Linked DNA regions of Homo sapiens: region 2 is linked to region 1. Evidence: chromatin contacts called from ENCODE Hi-C data. All regions are on one chromosome and are shown on one strand. Each heading gives the region's core, a stretch centred on a gene start or an enhancer-like site at or near the end of the contact. The rest is flanking DNA. Distances are from core to core; before and after follow the strand shown.

What was found. A loop is a pair of places that touch in the nucleus more often than their neighbours do. Pooled maps may share reads with other maps.
Region 2: a pooled map shows a loop between it and region 1 (7-fold over the local background). The contact joins two enhancer-like sites. A Hi-C loop is called at or near these places in 2 of 168 maps with a recorded cell type or tissue (adrenal gland and heart left ventricle), 6 of 37 single-sample maps with no recorded cell type and 17 of 50 pooled maps.

What each region holds. Positions count from the first base shown.
Region 1 is chr1:230,205,445-230,212,334 of GRCh38, forward strand. All of the region lies in intron 3 of GALNT2 (polypeptide N-acetylgalactosaminyltransferase 2), which reads left to right. Among named protein-coding and RNA genes, the nearest start is that of GALNT2, 140 kb to the left of the region's middle. Within about 2 kb of position 4,443, at least 11 of the 41 ENCODE cell types and tissues checked have a DNase peak (open chromatin) inside an H3K27ac peak, as active enhancers do.
Region 2 is chr1:230,245,916-230,252,697 of GRCh38, forward strand. GALNT2 (polypeptide N-acetylgalactosaminyltransferase 2) reads left to right here. Exons shown (of 16, transcript NM_004481.5): 8 at 148-235; 9 at 3,269-3,356; 10 at 4,542-4,645. Among named protein-coding and RNA genes, the nearest start is that of PGBD5, 180 kb to the right of the region's middle. RefSeq lists enhancers at 5,428-6,089, 6,090-6,750. Within about 2 kb of position 4,301, at least 3 of the 41 ENCODE cell types and tissues checked have a DNase peak (open chromatin) inside an H3K27ac peak, as active enhancers do.

The DNA of each region.
Region 1 (6,890 bases), core at 3,193-5,692:
ATCATTTTCCTAACTCCACTCCAAAAGATTGTCTTTGATTAATGTTTCCTGTCATCCATTAATTTCTTTTCTAAAGCCAGCTCTACTCAGTCCTTATGCTGTCCTGGTTAAAGTCAGCTTGACTAACTGTTTAGTACTGTATCTAAAATAAGGGGTGACAACCTGGGGTCCAAGGACCTCCAGGGAGCCATGCATGGGCTTTGGGATGTTGTGAAAGTGTTGAGGCCGAAGCTGTGTGCAAGATCGCAAGTGTATATGTAGGTGCGTTTCTGGGGACAGGGTCCTTCACTTTTTCCAGAGGGTCCCAGGTGTGTACTTCCCCACCACCAGCCCATCCCCAGGCTAACCAGGCCAAGCAGCCCATGCCAGGTGCTTCTCCGGCCCCCACCCACGTAATCCACACAACCCTTTAAGATAGGCTTGAAGCTTATCTTCATACACAGAGAGGAAACGGAGGTGCCCGGAATGTTGATAACTTGCCCAGTGATTAAGAGCTACTGACTGAAGACCAGAAAGCGTCCGTGTAGCTTTTAAGAAGGGCTTGGCCTAAACTCAGGGGAATAAAGTCTAGCAGAATCTAGTGCAGAAATCTTCCCTGATGACTTCAGTCGACTGCTTGGCATGACATCTCCATGAGATGGTCTGAATTTCTTTTCACCATGTGGGTTAAGAGCTAGTTTTCCCACAAGATTTTATCTTTACATACTTAACTTACCCTGTGAGCTGAGAGAAGAATGGTGTTCTTTCTCATGGCTCATCAGCATGTGGGCTGGCTTTCTCATCTGCCTCCCTTGCAAGTCCCTACAAAGTCCCCAAAACTATATGTACGTATATTTTTTTTCAAAGTTTTTGAAATATGAGTTTGTCCAAACAGATGTTTGAATATTCATCCCACAGTGTGGGATGCATTTTAGGTGGGTTTAATTTTAGTTCCAGCCAGTGTGTCATGTTCATTTGCATGTGTTAAAGGGGCAGCTGGGATGCCTTCCACATTTGTTGGATTTGGGCTAAATTAAAGTCTATCCATAGTCAATTGGATGCCTAGAGCTGAGCCGATTTAATGTCTCAAAGTGTAAGCTCTAGAATTACCATTCTTGTTGAATGTCAGGTTAAGAAGATTGGGTTACCTCTTTGAATTTCTCTCCCAATATATCTAATGGGGAGCTATTTCAGAATTTGACCTTTCTGTATAAAATGTTTTTTGTCTCTGCAGTATCTACCTTCGTGTTGATCAATAGAAATTCTTGCACAGTAGAATTCAGTCTTTAGTTTTGATAAATCTGAAAGCAGTACAGGTGGAGGGTAATTAAGAATGAGGTGTTTGGAGTCCTACAGACCTGGGTTGAAAATCTCAGACCCTCCAGTTCTTAATTCTGTGACCTTTATCATCTATAAGATGATAGAACATTACTCCATCTGTAACCTATGAAGATTAAGCAACATGTTTACATGGGCTGGTTGCCCCTCCCCTGAGCCACCTCAGTGAGGTATCCCTTGACCATCTTCCCTAGGAGTTCAACCCCCTGACCCCCACTCCAAAACTTCCCGTCCCCCTTTCCTGCTTGATTTTTCTCCACAGTTCCTCTCACCACCCACACACTGTGTATTTTACTTATTTTTTTCTTCCGAATAGTGAGTTATTGTATCCAGGGTTGTTATTCAGACACCTCCGGGCACTCAGTAAATTCAATAAGTATTTGCTGAGTGAGTGAATTGTTTAGCAGAGTGCCTGGCATATATTGAGTGCCCAATAAATCATGCAAGATATGAAGAATCATAAAAGAATACAGGAGAAGGAAAGGGGGATATTTAAGTATAAAGGTCCTGTGAACTCAAGATGGGCCACACACAAATAACCTCATTGTGTTTGTGTTCTCCCAGGACTGGAAAACTGCGATTATAATCCACCCCTTATTACCCTGAAGGATAGATACAAGGAATAAGGCTTCAGAGCCTCCCAAACAAACAGACAAACAAAAAACTCTGGGCTATGCTTTATTTACCTTTCTAGATGTATATATTGTACCAAGAAGAAATATTTACATGGAATCAGGAAGCACACAAAAGCCAGCTGTGAGTGAAATACTAAATACTATGTATAAGATATATTAGGTCCTCTTAGATATTAGAAAGATGATAGCCCATCTTATTTTTTTTTTCTTTTCTTTCTGCAAGGTCTCACTCTGTCACCCAGGCTGCAGTGGTACAATTTTGGCTCACTGTAGCCTTTCCCTCTTGGGCTCAAGTGATTCTCCTGCCCCAGCCTCCTGAGTAGCTGGGACCGTGGGTGCGCATCATGACGCTAGGCTAAGTTTTTGTAGAGATGGGGTCTTACTGTGTTGCCCAGGCTGGTCTCAAACTCCTGGCCTCAAGCAATTCTCCCGCCTTGGCCTCCCAAAATGCTGAGATAGTAAGTGTGAGCCACGGCATTCAGCCCCATCCTAGTTTTGAAAGCACCATTTCTTTTCTTTTTATTTTTAAATTGATATATCATAGTTGTTATCTATCTTGGCGGTACATGTGAGATTTTGATACCTGTCTACAATGTGTAATGATCAAGTCAGGGTAATTGGGATATCCCTCACCTCTAACAGTGATCTCTGCATGGTTTCTCAATTTAAAAAAATAATCTTCTTGCTTGGAAATTTCAAATAAATTATCAAGACTTAAAAGCAAATTAAACCAATGGGAATTCTGAAGTTTCTTTTTTGTAGTAAGTGTTTGTTTTTTCTCTCTCTCTCTGCGTTGGGAAGCTGTTCTTACTGTCCAGGCAGAAGGTAATGGAAAGTAGCATTGGTGGTGGTGAGAAGTGGTCTGGTGGGCTATATTCTGAAGGTGGGGCCAACAGGATGTGCTAATGGACTGGAGGGGGGTATGGCTTGGAAGAGGGTGCCAAGGATTGTGGCTGGCACAAGGGAAGACCTGCAGTCTCCTCAGCTGAGATATAGGGAGGCTGTGAGTGGAGCAGGTGTAGGGAAATGTGGACATGTTAATGCTGCTCAGTGTAGGTGGACCTGTTTTGTAGGTGGTGGGATATGTGTCTGGTGTTCAGGAGGAAGGTCTTAGCGGGAATGTAAATTTGGAAATGTTCAGCGTATGGATGGTATTTAAAACCGTGAGGCTGGGTGTTAAGCCCAAGGGAATGGATGCAGACAGAAGAGGCCCAAGGCCTGAGCCCTGGACGATTCCAACATTGAGATCTTTAGCTGTGAATCTGGAGCCAACGGCTGACACTTGAGGACAGTCTAACACTGTAGATTGCGTACTATTTTAGGCTGTGTTCCCGTGATCAGGAGATATAATTTTATGAAGCTATGCGACTGTGAAGCTAAAAGGAGCCTCAGGGGAGTGTCTAATTCAGTGGTTCTCAGCCTTGAGCTGTGCCACCCACCCAGAGCGAAGATGGAAATGTGGGGGTGGAGGATCGGGGGTTGTTAGAATACCCGTGGGGTGCTCCTGGCATTTACCACCAGGGCCCAATGAAGCCACATATTTCGTATAGCCCAGGTTGGTCTGGCACATTGAAGAGACTGTCCTACCCAAATGGCCACAGGGCTTCCTGTCAAGCCCTCATTTACTTATTTCCCCCCATTAGTTAAAAAAAAAAAAGCATGTTGAAGTTGTTTTTTTGTTTTTTCTGTTATTGCTCTGAGTCATACCTGCCTTCTCCATCAGCCAGCCCTCAAAAGCAGGTTGAAAGCCATCACCTCCTGAGCCTTGTAGCCCATACAGGCCCCACAGGAAGTCTCTGTCCCTCTGACTAGCAGCCGCATGGAAGTATGAGTGTGTTGTGGACTGAATTGTGCCCCCTCAAGTTTCTTACGTTGAAGTCCCAAACCCCAGAGTGACTGTATTTGGAGACAGGTCCTTTGTGGAGGTGATTAAGGTTAGAGGAGGTCCTAAAGGGTGGCGCCCTGATCCACCTGTCCTACAGGACAGGTGTCCTTATAGGAGGAGGAAGATGGAAAGAGAGATTTTTTTCCCTACCATGTGAGCACACAGCAGAACAGGGCCACCTGCAAGCCAGGAAGAGGCCTCACCAGGAACCAGATCTGCTGGTACCTTGAGCTGAGCTTCCAGCCTCCAGAGCTGTGAGAAATACAAATCTATTGTTGGGCCAGGTGCAGTGGCTCATGCCTGTAATCCCAGCACTTTGGGAGGCCAAGGCGGGTGAATCGCTTGAGTCCAGGAGTTTGAGACCAGCCTGGGCAACATAGCGAAACCCCATCTCTACAAGAAAATACAAAAATTAGCTGGGCATAGTGGCTCACACTTGTGGTCCCAGCTACAAGGGAGGCTGAAGTGGGAGGATGGCTTGAGCCTAGGAGGCTGAGCCTGCACTGCACTTCAGCCTGGGTGGCAGAGCAAGACCTTGTCTCAAAAAAAAAAAAAAAGTCTATTGTTTAAGGTCCCGTCTGTGGTATTGTCAGCCCAGGCTGACTAATACAGAGTGGAAACGATACAGCATGACCGGCAGGCCAGTGGGAGGACCGGCCAGCCAGATCCTGAAATGACTTGGGTAACACTTGCCTTCATTTTCTCTTAAGCTCTTCTGAAGCCTCTCCCCAGTGTTGTCTGGTTCAGAGGTTCCTGGGGTAACATCCCCTTGATGCCTTCTTTAGAGTGTGCTGCGCTTAGGAAGTGAGTGTCGTCAGGCTGGAGCGTTTCCGGGATCCAAACTCCTTTCCAGGAGGGTTTTGATTGTTTTTGCCTGGAAATGCATCTGATAAGAAAATAAAGTAGAGGAACCCAGGAAGTTTATGAAATCTCTTTCTCTCTACTAGGGAAAACTTGGGACAGTTTACATTGAAATTATTTACAGATGTAAAATGAAATCAACCTTTAGGGGGGAAACCATTTTCTTTGTTTTCTTCTTTCCCCTGTCAACTAGACACCGTTCCTTTTGACTTGTTTCATTAAATCCTTTAAAAACAAGAACTGCTTGTTAAAGAAACAGGTTTCCTTTGGGTTTCAAACGTTTAGTTATTAGAAAGCTTTTCTCTGCCTTGCCACCACTACATTTAAAATGTGGGGTTTTGAAACATTTTTGTGTCTCACGCTGAAATACCACTGCCTGAACCATTTCCCTACAAAGGAACCTTCTTTGAGAGGAGTGTGTCCAAGTTGTACATCTAATCGGTTTATCTTTAAGTCAAGAATATGTTGTTTTTACTCTAGTTACAGATTATAGTGGCTCACCCTTTGTTTAGAAGAATTACTAAAGAACTCTATTTTGACCACTTTTGAAATGTCTGCCTTTAACACAGCCAAAACATAGGTCAAAGCTCTTAAGGGTGTATTCTTTTATTTATTTTTTAGGGGCATTTAAAGAGGGCAGACATTGAAGGCCTGGGTTGTGCTGTTTACTCTCACTGGAATGTCAGTATTGATATCAGTTGTTTTAAGAGTGGCTAATCAGGATTAAGGATTGTGGGGAAAGATAAAATCCAAACTTCCCATTCTTATTCTGGAAGAACAAACATTGCTGAAGCCAAGTGAAGGTTTTCAGCATTAAGTCAGCCAGCTTGGAGGGAGGCTTTGGCTAAGGCAACTATTAGGGGACTCAGAGTTTTCTTTTTAGGGGGGCAGAAGATCTAGGGAAATCCACACAGCTCCCCAGTGGGAGTGTGATTGGAGACCCAGGCAGGGCTGGAGCTTTGTCCTTATGTTGTACTTCTCGGCAGCTCGCGGCGTCTCATAAACATGCGCCGCTGGCCTCCTGAGATTCTTGTGACGGAACCGCTGCTCCATGGTAGAGCTGGCCCGAGCACCCACTCCTCCCGCATCAATTTGCTGCCCAACTCCAACTCTGTATGCCGCACCACAGGGTCCTGGTGGAGGAGATGGGAGGCCACACGGGGTGTCACAGGTGGGGACAGGCGCTTCTCTAGGCTTAGCTGTTCTGGCTTTGTTGGCATTTGTGGCCGTGGGGCAGGTGGAGTTTGGGTGTGGTGTAACAGTGAATGTTTAAAAGCTTGTTCAATAATCACAGTAACAAAGCAGTTCATTGAACATTTTTTGGTATCAAGGCCCATGCTCAGCCTTTTGTGTGCATTAATTTTATTTAAGGCTGGGCACAGTGGCTCACACCTGTAATTTCAGCTCTTTGAGAGGCTGAAGCAGGAGGATAGCTTGAGACCAACCTGGGCAATATAGTGAGACCCCATCTTAAAAAACAATTACTCTAGTGTGGTGGTGTGCACCTGTACTCCCAGCCGCTTGGGAGGCTGAAAGGGGAGGGTCACTCGAGCCCAGAAGTTTGTGGTTGCAGTGAGCTATGATCATGCTATTGCACTCTAGCCTGGGCAACAGAGTGAGACTCTATCTCTAAAAATAAAAAATTTTATTTACTCTGCATCACACTCCTGTAAAGTGGGTAGGGATGCTATACTTCTGATGATGTCGTATACCAGTTCCCAGAAGGCTCGGAACTCAGACCCCACTTCCAGAAAGTAGAAGAGTTGCACACAGGAGTCAGGTTCGGCAGGATGTGAGCTCAGTTTGCAGAGCAGAGGTTGTTTTTCTCATTTTTCACATTGTCGGTTGGAACATGTTTGGGGAGAGGCAGGCAGCTAGGATATCCCGGGGCCTCATAAGGCACCACCTTGTATCTAGAGAGCCTTAGTCCCCAGGGATTTTACAGTTACTAAGCCATGAAGTTTTATCACTTGTCTATGAGGCAGACGAGAAAGGTGAGCCACTTGCCTGAGTTCTAACAGGGCTCACTGGTGGAGGAATTGGAGCACTCTGTATCCTGGGCTCAGGGTTCTGTCTAACAGTTGTGGCTCCCTTACTGTCCGCTCTTCAGAGGGTCTTTCATACTCCCGGCTTTTAGGCATGAGTCTTGGCATGAGGCCTGAATGCACCTAAAAAATGGAAGAGATGGGTGT
Region 2 (6,782 bases), core at 3,051-5,550, 40 kb after region 1:
AGGCTGGGTTCTTGAGGGCCTAGGGTAGTAGGTAGTAAGGGCCAGTTGGGTTTGCCCTGTGCCTGCCTAATACTAATGCCTTCTGTGGTTGGGCAGGTTTTTTGTTTTGCTGGGATTTTGATAACTACTCCTCTCTTTGTATTTTAGGACAGGACTCGGGTTGTGTCACCCATCATCGATGTCATTAATATGGACAACTTTCAGTATGTGGGGGCATCTGCTGACTTGAAGGGCGGTAGGTGTCTGTCATGGTGCCCCTGCCTAGCTCGTCCCGTCTACACCAGCATCTGATCACCACTCCCTCTCATTGTCAGGAGTGACAGTGACAACAGTGTTCACGCCGTAGTGTGTGTTCTGAGTAAAAACCACCTGTGTGCTTAACGAGTAGGACTTCATAAAGAGAAAAAAAAATAGGCTTGCTCCCTTAAAGAGCTTCCTGGGTTTCCCTTTCTCCTCTTCCTTGACCTTCTGTCACTTTTGCGAGCCATGTGGTTCCATGAACAGATATGGCGTCCTTTATGACCAGAGATGATGAAGCCCTCCTTGCAGGAATCTGGGGTGAGAAGCTTCACGGAGCTGAGGCTTTGTGGGATTCAAGGGGCTGGAGCCTGTCTTTGCCTTCTCTGCTCACCCTGGCTATTTCTCTGACAGCCTGGTCTCTTTCTGGTTGCTCAGATGGAGACCTGTGTCATCCTCAACCCCCTCGCCCTCACCAAGCCCACGTGTGACCCTGTTCTGCTGATACAGCCCCTTGCATGTATCATGGTTTCTTGTACCCCTCTTTCCCAGCCCAACACCTGTGCCTACATCACCCTGGTCCCCTTCCGTTGGAATGACCACACCAGTTTCCTGTATGTCCTCACCGCACCCACCCTGGAGCCCCAAGAGCACTTTGTCTGTTTACCCTCTTAAAAATTATCAAAGACCTCAAAGAGCTTTCATCTGTGTGAAGATGAACTATTCTAGATAGACACTGGGCAGAGGGTTAACTGATGGTCTAACATCAAAAAAGAAGACAGTAAAACTATAAAATAGGGCCTTGACCAGGTGCAGTGGCTCACGCTTATAATCCCAGCACTTTGGGGAGGCTAAGGTGGGAGGATTGCTTGAGCCCAGGAGTTCAAGACCAGCCTGGGCAACATAACAAGACTCTTGTCTCTATTAAAAAAAAAAAAAAAAATTAGCTGCGTGTGATGGCATGCCAGCTACTCGGGGCTAAGGTGGGAGGATCACTTGAGCCTGGGAGGTCAAGGCTGCAGTGAGCCACGATCAACCCTGGGAGACAGAGTGAGACCCTGCTTATTCATACACACACACATATGTGTGCAAGCAAGCCTTAACCCCAGAAAACAGAATACTTGGACTTTTTAGGGAGACTCAGCCACGGTCCTAGACATTGTGGGCTTTGGCCCCACCTGCCTCTTGCAGGCCCCGTCATCATGGGCAGGCCATTTTGCCTCTGCTTCTCAGCTTCCCCCTCTGGGAAATGGGATGATAATTGTGCTGGCCACACAGGGCATAATGGAATTAGACATCAGCGGGAGGGCGGGCATGCTTGGAGGACTGTACCTAGGGTGGGAAACATAACATTCAGGAACGATTCCCAGCAAATGGTGAGAAGTAAAATGTTTGGGGACATTAAAGAGGAGGGATCCTTAGATAGCTAGAAAGCCTGGCTTTCAGAATGTTGTATTTCCCCAAGTATTCGAAGAGCTGAGATCTACCAGGCTCTATTTCTCCCAAAGCAGCTGCGTATGTCAGAGCAGGGGCAAGAACAGCCAGGTGTTCCGTGTGGGGGTGCAGGTCTTCTGGGTCAGAGGAACGGGGCCACGTTCACCCTAAGAGCATTTTATGAAATTCCTTTAGAAAAAAAATCAAGGATGCCATTCTTAACAGATCTTTAATCTGCTATAGCCTCTCTCTTTGGACCAAATTAATAAAATAAATAATAAGATAATAGTAAACATCAAAAAAACAAAGGAAAGGTTATGTCAGCTAATCCTTAACCTTCTCTGTTAGTGAAACAGCCAGGACATTGTTTTTCTGGTTTTCCTTCGTGGCCTTTGAGGCACCATGATAAGAGCCAGCTCAGGGGCCCGCAGGGGTCTCCTCTCTGTGCATTTCTGTCCCCACTGCCTGGGCCCCTGTCCATTTCCCTCTCTCTTTGCCTGAGGCCACTCTATCCTGCAGTGAGGGAGCTGGGAGGCCTCTTTGTCCAGAGCCATAAATTCTTGGCCAGCCCAGGACACTCAGAAACCCTCACCCGCCATCCTTCAGTCACTGGGGCTGTCAGGGCGGACAGACTATGAATTCAAAGCATGCAGACAAATCCAAACTTAGGCATTGCAAAAGCCCTGTTGACAAAAAGCCTGATGGCAGAGAGCTTAAGAGGATTGAAAGATGCATGCCCTAGAGTCATTAGGTTTTGCTGTCAGACCCTTGGAATTGGAAATGCAGCACCATGAGCCATGTGTTTGCCAAGAAGTGGCCTCCTGATGCACCAGGACAGCTTCCGCAGGTGGAGCCTGCTGGCCTCCAAGAGGCACTATGTGTGTGACCCTGGGAGCAAGAGCGAGACCTGAGGCCCTGCAGATGCCCACAACCAAGTCCGGGTACAGGGTCTAGGCTCTTCTATCCTCAGGGGTCTGTGGATTCCAAAAATGAAATGCAACAGGTGCCAAATATATCTGAAATTGAAGCTTATTTGCCCAGCTTGGCAACTTCCGCTGGCTCATTTTCCCTTAAAGTTTTCATATTCCCAGCATGTTCCCACTCCATTCTTGCTGCAAATACAGTCTGAAGTTTGCTGGCCCAGGGAACTGACAAAGCCTCGTTCCCTCCCCAGCATTGCCTTCCCCTGGGGCAGTGTTGGAGGTACCACGGCTTGATTTTCATGTTGGATGCTCTTTTTCCTCACATCCTTACAGCCCTTGGACATGCCCTGGTTATCACCACACAGACCCCAGTTCTCTCCCCATATTTCATTTTTTCCTATGCATTTCAATATTAGAAAAGCCTGACTCACATTTTCTTTAGGGAGGGGCAGGGAGAAGATTTCAACATTCACCCTCACTGCCGGTCTCTCTCTTCAGCTACACCCACGCCCCCAGTCCCCTTCTCTCTCCTCCACACCTTCTTTTTTGGCTTTGTTTTGGTTTTCATTGAGTTCTGTCCAAACATCGAATATTTTTAAGCTGTGAGGAATGGGGGTGTCGGGAGGAAGTGGCCAGTCTCTTGTCAACACCCTGTTTCTTTTCCTGGCTGGCAGGTTTTGATTGGAACTTGGTATTCAAGTGGGATTACATGACGCCTGAGCAGAGAAGGTCCCGGCAGGGGAACCCAGTCGCCCCTATAAAGTAAGTGCCAGCATCCTTCAGGGTGCCCCTCCCAGATGAGACCCCAGGTTCCAGCTTCTTTGCTGGGCCCGCACCGCCTGGAGACCCAGTGGGGGCTGTTCACCTTCTGCCCTCCGGTTTCCCCTCGTCTCAGCTCAAAGATGAGCACCTTCCACCAGGTCATAGAATAAAATCCTTGGAGATTTCTTTTCCACAGTTGAAGTCTCACATAGGTTTATAAGGCCTATCTGCTAGGTCTGTGCATTCCTGTATGTTGATAATGTAGAGCGTTTCTGTAGCAGAGCAGGATCTCCGAGCTGACCCCAGGCCCAGGAAAAGGGGCTTGGTGGGCAGCAGGAGGCTTACTGCTGCTACTGCCCAGCAGGCCTTTGCTCTCCTGCAGAGGAAGGAGCCCATGCTCATGAAGCCCATGCTTTTAAGATTCCCAGGCCGGGCGGTGGGCTTTCTGGTTGAGAGTCAGGATGCCTTCTCTAGCTGGGGAGAGAAGGGGGCCACCTCTTCCAAGTTGGCACACGGTTAAGTGAGATAGCATTCACAGAGTACTTAGCGCTGAAATATATTTGCTGACATTTAGCCAACATCTGCAGTGTGCCATAGACCTTCCCAGCACTTTACACTGAATTCGCACAGCATCGCTTCTGGGAACAAAGTAGGGAGCTCAGTGTACATCTGTTGTCAACCCCTTCCTGGGATGATGAAGTGAGGAGCATGGTGGGTTCCCTTGTAGGAGGTGGAGTCTCATCTATGATAGTGATAATGAGAGCTGGTGCTGTGGAGCATTTCCTAAGCGTGCTCAGGGCTTTATGCCCATGATTTTTTGCAATCCTCGTAGCTACCCTATAAGGAAACTGACACACAGAAAGGCCGAGTTCTTTGCCTATGGCAGCATGTCAGTGAGTAGTGATCCAGCCCCAGCAGTCGCTCCCACATAGGGGAGGCTCAGTCCAGCCCCTGGCACTGTGGGAACATCCAGGCAGGGACAGTGGGGGAGGCATTTGAAGGCAGCAGTGGTGAAGCAGAGAGAGTGGCATGCTGGGCACTGAGCAGAAAACAGTGGCAGTGTGGCTGTTCTGAAGATCAGCTTATTGTTAGGGAATCAAGGCTTGGCCTTGGCGCAAGGGTGCTGGCAATCTAACCTTGACTTTGCCCTCTCCTCCCTCCCCCCTCTTCTTTCTGCCTCTTTAGAACCCCCATGATTGCTGGTGGGCTGTTTGTGATGGATAAGTTCTATTTTGAAGAACTGGGGAAGTACGACATGATGATGGATGTGTGGGGAGGAGAGAACCTAGGTATGTACAAGCCTCAAATCTCAGGACAGAGAAGTGCCTCAGCTCTGCAAAAGGCAGGGTGCCAATTGGAAAAAAAATTTAAAAGGCTTCAGAGTGACCATTCACTGGGCTTAATCGATCCTTGCAAACACATATGTAACACCCCTTTTGCTCTTGAAAGTCTCATGAGTTGGGCATTAAAATGTGCCTCCCTAGGTTAGAGTGGAGGATGCCAGAATACGGATAAAGTCTTTGAAGGGAAATGCAAACTCTTTCAAGGCGTCTGAACCCAAGTGTTTGGAATGTTGCAGGCTTGCAAAAACAGAGGGAAACAGTCCAGGAGCTCAGATTCATGCTGAGTGGTGGAGAGTGGAAAATGAACCCCGGCGAGGCTGGTGGGATTGATTGAATTGAAATCATGAAAATCCGATGGGGCAGGGAGGCCTTGGCACTTAATCCCTTCTCGACTACCTTTGCGAATGGTTCTCATTTGTTTTTCTGTTTGTTTGTTTTTTTGTTTTTAAATACCCCATGCAAATTATTTTTACCCAGGTTTAGGCACAGCAAAATTTTGCACATTGTGGTCTATATTGGTAGCCTTATATTTACTGCATAAAAGATGAAAAGATGTGTTTTGTTTGTTTAGGGTTTGGAGTGGGGGAGATCTTTTTTGCTTGTTTCAATTAAAGCCTTTTGTTTCAAATGCTTGACATTCTGAGCGAATTCTCCTGGGCTGCTGAGTGTTGTTAACTTACATTCGTCCTTGGGTGAGTGTACCCTGGAGGACAGGGGAGAAGGAAAGGGGAAAATGAGGCCACTCATTTTTAATAGTTTTGAGACTTTGAAAGTTTTTGTTACTTTAAAAGAAAAGACTAGCCTAGCCTATTATTTTTCCATTGTTTTATGATGTTGAAGTCAGTGATACCATCTCATCTTTGAGGATTTCTCTGCCTTGGTTTGATGTTGAAAGCTTCTTTAGGCTCGATTACTATACTGCACGGGTGGAGAGACCGTGAGTCAAACTCCTTTTGGGTTGTTTTAAAAAAATGATACATTAACCTCTAGGGAAAGCTTGGATTGAAGTCACTTGAGTACAAAAGGCTTCAGAATTGTTAACCCTCTAAAGAGAGTTCTGTCACCCTGTTCCATGGGTATCCCCTAATGGTTTAGTGGAAATCCAGCAGGCCAGGGTCGCCCAGTAGGGCAGCGTATCGTGTAGGTGGCCATTTCTCAAAAACAGTGTGGTTTTCAGAAGTTTGCATACTATTAGCTGAAATGAGACATCAGCCAGCATTTTGTGTCATCGTGTAGGAAGAGTGTTGATTTACATATCTAAGGAGGCATTCACCCAGAGACTGGGGGGTAGATTTGTTGTAAGGAGCTGCTTTATTGTGGTTTGGTGTTTGTATTTATTATGTAGCTGTGCTAGAAGGTTCTAGGGTCTGAGCGGTTCAGGTTGGGGTGAAGATGAACCCTGCAAGCAGGAGCACATCTCTGCCCAGGAAGGCTGGGGCATCTGTCCCTCCGTGAGGGGCTCTCCTGGGTTATGCCAAGGACTTGGACTCCCAGTGAGGTTTGGAGGGCTCAAGAGCTTCACGTGAGAAGGCCATGCCGTGAGCCTTTCTCCTTAGCACTGCTCTAGCTTCTGCTTCTGGGGGCCGTGCACACTACTAGCCATTGCCAACCTGAGGGGCCTCTGTGGGTGTGCATTGGGAGAGGTGTATGGTGCAGAGAGGCCCGAGTAAGATCCAAAACCACCTCCTCAACGTGTGCCCCGCTGGAATGACCAGAGCTTCCCATTTTCCTAATCATGTAAGTCCTTATGTCATTTAAGCAATTAAAATGGAGGACCAAGAACCTAACCCTTAACTCTAACAATGGGGGTAAGGCTCCTTGGGGGCATCATCTGTGTTTCTCTACATCCCTGTCATGCAAGGATGATGCTAAGTACTTCCAGGGAATCATCTGTTTGTGCTTTCTTAACGGAGTGTGGTCTGCAGAGGTCATGACACCTTGCCCAGGGTCTCAGAACCAAGATGTAAACACTAACTGCCTAATTAAAAAGCCATTGAGTTTTACTGAGTAATTATCCTCAAAGTTATAGGGTTCAAATGAAATCAACGCTGAAGATACTGTAGTTATACTTAGCCTTGAAAAT